2 separate regions of the Homo sapiens genome follow, and region 1 is linked to region 2. Evidence: chromatin contacts called from ENCODE Hi-C or POLR2A ChIA-PET data. All regions are on one chromosome and are shown on one strand. The core of a region is the stretch at or near the end of the contact, and the rest is flanking DNA. Distances in the headings are between cores, read along the strand shown. Region 1 holds the start of ZNF215 (zinc finger protein 215). Region 2 holds the start of OR2D2 (olfactory receptor family 2 subfamily D member 2).

Region 1 (2,700 bases), core at 121-2,620, 34 kb before region 2:
CAGAGCTAGGACAGGGAGAGACGTTCAGGATGGCATGCTGCATTTAGGTAAGATTTCCGAGGTGGAATAGTTTTGATGATAGAGATCCAAGGTGTGACGTGACTGCAAGTAGCTTAAGTGGCAAATGATGAACACTGGAATATACAAAGCCAGGAAATATAACAGTTAAACTCTAAAGTACTGAATAGATGCCTCTGATATAAAGGTGGGATTCAGGATTAAGACACGGAGCCAGTACCACTGTGACGGAGGGACCTGAAGTTGTAGTGGATGGTTAGACTAATATAACCAGGTGGCACCAGTTCTACGGTTTTATGGCCGCAAGGAACTCGAACAGCTGCTAATTATGGAAAAAAGGTACTGTCTGTGAAGAGGGTTATTTCTAATCAAACAGGTTGTAGGTAGGACAGCTGCTTGAGGTAAGAACCACCTGGCGAGAGTAGCTTAGATAAAGAGGAACAGAAAACAGTTTGCAAATAAGTGACTGAATAGAAGTCATTTATGTTAAATGGAGAAAGAATTATTTTAAAATAAGTACGATACTTGGAGGTTTTAATCTTTTAGGGAGGTGGCCAGGAATGACTGGGAAAACAAGGCAATATGAATTAATTAAAACTCCATTGTCTTTCCCAGTTGATTGATCCAGTCACGCTTGGTTTTTCCATGAGGCATCAATACCAGCCATTCCCAAACCAGCTGATCATAACATACTAACCACTCTGCGCGTCTGGAGACTGCCCCTATTGCAGAGTGGAAGAGGCGACAGGAGTGTGGTTAAATCCTTGCTTTAGCGGAGCTGGATCCTGACCCCAGCCGTCCCGCCGCCCACCCCCTCGCCCTCTGTCGCTGCTCTCAACGCTTGTCTTACTTCCGCAGCCCACGTTTCCATCCCTCCCGTCAGCTCGCGCCCTCCTCCAGGTTTTCCGGCACAGACCTTGGAGGGCAGCGTGGAAACTGGGTAACTGCAAGCAAGCTGAGGTAAGCTGCACGTTCCGCATGGACGCCCTCAAGCGTGATTCCCAATTCCAAGACCCCGCGTCCCCACCGCCCGCTGACGAGAACGATACCCGTGAGCACCGCTCCTCTCCAGTGGCCCGTTCAGTCACTCACAAGCGCCAGTTCTCAGAGGAGCCGCGGAATCGCTGTCTTGGACAGTGAAGGGAGCTGGCGTTGGTAATCACGCTGCAACTAGGAATCCCTGACCTCGCCGAACCCTCAACTCACTGCCGGCTCCGAGTTTCATAAATTGCCGCGGAACAACCTCGACGCACTCTTGCGCACGCGCACCAGCTGTGGAAGGAACCCCCTAGGAGCCCCCGCGACCCGGATCGGTGAGGTAGACCAGGCCTTTGCCAGCCCCGTCCCTTTCTGCAGGCCCCGTCCCTTTCTGCAGGCCCCGCCCACGCCGCACACTTGGAACTCTGGCCCTGTGAATGGACTCACGGTGAGCTTCTAGTGGCTTAAAGAAATGAGCGTCATACTTCCGGCGCTGCCTCATCCCGTCCGGGGAAACTAGTCCAAATCGCCTTTCTGTTCCCCACACCCCATTTGTCTGGAATCAAAAAACAATGACAATTTCGACAAGACATTGTCTCTTACATGGTCTTTATTGGTTTATTGGTTCACAGATTCATTCATTCAGTTTTGTATGGAAGTGAGAGGGCTTGCAGTTCGTTGTTCAGTTTTGGCTTGTTAAGACTGAGGTACTTTGTGGCATCTGAGAAGCATTGTCAATTAGGCATTTGGATGTAGGCATTTGGGAATTTAGAGATGTCTGGGGCTAGACCTGTAAAATTTGGGTCAATCTGGGTAGATGGTGATTGATGCTATCCATTGGAATAGGACTGCAGAGAAAGGGACAGAGAGGAAGAGAGAAAATAGAAGGAAATGGGCTGGAATTGGCCCAGGGAACACCAACACCATTGGTTGAGTCAGGAAGGCGGACCTGCAAAAAAGAGAGAGGAGGATCAGCCTGAGAGGTAGGAGGAAATCTGGTGGGTGTGGAGACACAGAGGGAAGGGATGTGTGTGTCACAAAGGAGAGAATGCTTGGTGGCATTAAGTACATGATAATATGATTAGTGCTTGCCTAGAGGCATGTGGACAGTGCTGTAGGAGCAGAGTGAAAGAACTTAAACCAGAGAGAGCTTTATATCTAGGCCAGGAGTGGACTAAGGTAAAACAAGATGGCAACTTTGAACAGCTAGTGACACAAAAAAACAAGGACACACCATATAGTTTCTTTTATTTCTTTTTAAATAGACCTTATTTTTTAGAGCAGTTTTGGATTTACAGTTTTGGAAAAATTGAGAAGGTAATATACAGAGTTACCTTCTACTCCACAACTAGTTTTCCCTGTTATTACCCTCTTAAATTATTATGGTATATTTGTTACAACTAAGAAAATAAAAATAAAATATAAAAATAAAAAATAAAATAACATTGATACATTAAGTCCACAATACTTTATTCAGATTTCTTATTTTCTTTGCTTTTTTCTTTTCTTTTCTTTCTTTCTCTTTCTTTCTTTCCTTTCTTTCTTCTTTCTTTCTTTCTTTCTTTCTTTTTCTCTCTTGCTTGCTTGCTTCTTTTCTTTCTTTCTTCTTTTTTTGACTGGGTCTCACTCTGTCACCCAGGCTGCCAGGCTGGAGTACAGTGGTGTGACAGCTCACTGCAGCCTGGACCTCCCTGAGCTCAAGTG
Region 2 (2,700 bases), core at 110-2,609:
GTAACCAACCCACACCAATATTAGAAGTATTTATGACTTTGTCAGCAGTAGTAATTATAAGAATTTTTATATTGTATTGCAGTTGTTGGAGAGATCTCCAAATATTTAAACTCATCATTATTTTGAAATGAAGATGGTTATTAGACCCACCACTACATTTCAAAATTTTAGTGTATTAATAAAGAAGCACATATATTGCTGTTTACAAATCTGTTTTCTAAAATTATTTCGATAACTGTATTTTGATATAACTGGTTTCCTTAGTAATCCTATACATTTTATTTGATGTATTTAAAACGTTATTCTGAGATACTTTCACCAGACAGTTAAAGGATTGATAGCCCAACCCGTGTATAGGATCTTAAACTTTACACTTTAAAGTAAATTTATTTCCCTTCTTTTTGGAACAGCTCCACAAAATTGGATTATTATTTCAAATCTCTCTAGGGATATTGGCAAAACTTCTAAATGACTCTGCTTAACTATGTGATCAAATTATTATTTGTTTAATGAATTATGGTCATTTATGAAATGAAGTTCTCTGCTATGACTCGTAAAGGACACAGAGGTGAAAAAGACATGGAAACTATTTTCAAAGGAACTTTTACTTTTGCGGGGGGAGTGGACAGATAATGCATATAATTTTTAGCAGAGAGAGCTGGGGAGTAGTGCTGTTTGGGCTGAGTATGAAACTAGTCACGCTGGTGGCTTAAAATGAAAATTCTGTTTTGATGGTGTGTCTGTTATGTTGGAAGTTCATTCACAGTTGAGACTGAACAGAACTCAAGCTGAGGCTTCAGATAGGATTCCCAAGGGTATCCTGAGTTAATCTTTGGTTTCCCAGCTCCTGTAAGACAGGTTAGTTTCTTAAATAAAACATACCAGTACTTTGGCTCTTTCTGATTTCTTATACCTTCGTGTCTGTCCTTTCACGGAAAATACAACAGAAAACTATATTATCATAAGCGGGGAAGAGGAGATGTGACAAGAGCACTTACGACTCAGGGGTTTTAGTTAAGAACAAACAGAAATTAAATGGCAGGACTTTATAGATGAACTCAGTCTGTATTTAATATTGTATTATTAAAAGTGTGGTATTCAGAGTGAGAAAAATAATTTTAAAAATCTATTCTTGCCAGATGACATCAACAATGAATGCAACATCTTTTAAAGTTTGTTTTACAACACTGAAAATGTTCCAATGAAAGAAACATGATCATCTTATGAAGGGGGTTCTTGAAATTTTCAGTAGAAATTGGGGCAGTTCCTAAGCCTGCACTTCTGAATTATATAATTTTATAGGTATGCCTGTCTATGGTTAGCACATAGTGACTTCTTACTGAAAAGGACAACAAACTATGAGACAGATAAATCAGACACAAGTGACAGAATTCCTCCTTCTGGGACTCTCTGATGGGCCACACACCGAGCAGCTGCTATTTATCGTATTATTGGGTGTCTACCTGGTCACTGTGCTTGGAAATCTGCTTCTAATCTCCCTTGTTCATGTTGACTCCCAACTTCACACACCCATGTATTTTTTTCTCTGCAACTTGTCTCTGGCTGACCTCTGTTTCTCTACCAACATAGTTCCTCAGGCACTAGTCCACCTGCTTTCCAGAAAGAAGGTCATTGCATTCACACTTTGCGCAGCTCGACTTCTCTTTTTCCTCATTTTTGGGTGTACCCAGTGCGCCCTTCTTGCAGTGATGTCCTATGATCGCTATGTTGCAATCTGCAATCCTCTGCGTTACCCTAACATCATGACCTGGAAAGTGTGTGTCCAGCTGGCAACAGGATCATGGACCAGTGGCATTCTGGTGTCTGTGGTAGACACCACCTTCATACTGAGGCTACCCTACCGAGGCAGTAACAGCATTGCTCATTTCTTTTGTGAGGCCCCTGCACTATTGATCTTAGCATCCACAGACACCCATGCATCAGAGATGGCCATTTTTCTTATGGGGGTTGTGATTCTCCTCATACCTGTTTTTCTGATTCTGGTATCCTATGGCCGTATCATAGTAACTGTGGTCAAGATGAAGTCAACTGTGGGGAGTCTCAAGGCATTTTCTACCTGTGGCTCCCACCTCATGGTGGTCATACTTTTTTATGGATCAGCAATTATCACTTACATGACACCCAAGTCTTCCAAACAGCAGGAAAAATCGGTGTCTGTTTTCTATGCAATAGTGACTCCCATGCTTAATCCCCTCATCTATAGCCTGAGAAACAAGGATGTGAAGGCAGCTCTGAGGAAAGTAGCCACAAGGAATTTCCCATGAAGGCTTGGAATCTCACACTGACAGTGAGCTCAGAGAACCTTTTGGCTTCCTACTTCAAAGACTTGCTGGGAAGACATGGAATCAACCCAGGTGGATTGGATTTTTAAAAATGTACATTGGCACACTTGGTTTCTCAAGTCACCTGCTTGGCCCCCTTCCAAGTTGTACTTTCCTTCTTTTTCCTCCTTTCCTTTTCCTTCCTTACTGTTCTAAAGCTTTTTAATAAACTTTCTCCTGCTTTGAAAACAAAAGTACATATACACCATGGAATACTATGCAGCCACAGAATAGAATGAAATCATGTCATTCGCAGAAACATAGATGCAGCTTGAAACCATTATCCTAAGTGAACTAGCACAAAAACAGAAAACCAAATACTTCATGTTGTCACTCATAAGTAGGAACTAAACATTGG

Evidence for each region. Hi-C counts contacts between places; a loop is a spot of excess contacts on that map. ChIA-PET counts read pairs that join two places held with the same protein, here RNA polymerase II (POLR2A). Pooled maps may share reads with other maps.
Region 1: a loop to region 2 is called in a map with no recorded cell type, with 2.9 times the contacts of the local background. The contact joins the promoter of ZNF215 here to the promoter of OR2D2 in region 2. A Hi-C loop is called at or near these places in 3 of 168 maps with a recorded cell type or tissue (HepG2, chondrocyte and tibial artery), 6 of 37 single-sample maps with no recorded cell type and 4 of 50 pooled maps. POLR2A ChIA-PET finds 5 or more read pairs at or near these places in 2 of 52 experiments (Panc1 and activated T-cell).

Annotation. Positions count from the first base shown.
Region 1 is chr11:6,925,096-6,927,795 of GRCh38, reverse strand. It overlaps ZNF215 (zinc finger protein 215), which reads right to left and starts at 1,370. Exons shown (of 7, transcript NM_013250.4): 1 at 1,111-1,370; 2 at 1-134. It overlaps LOC107984019 (a long non-coding RNA gene), which reads left to right. Exons shown (of 4, transcript XR_001748112.3): 2 at 634-1,979.
Region 2 is chr11:6,891,159-6,893,858 of GRCh38, reverse strand. OR2D2 (olfactory receptor family 2 subfamily D member 2) reads left to right here and starts at 1,359. Exons shown (of 1, transcript NM_003700.1): 1 at 1,359-2,285. The coding sequence starts at 1,359. The coding sequence ends at 2,285.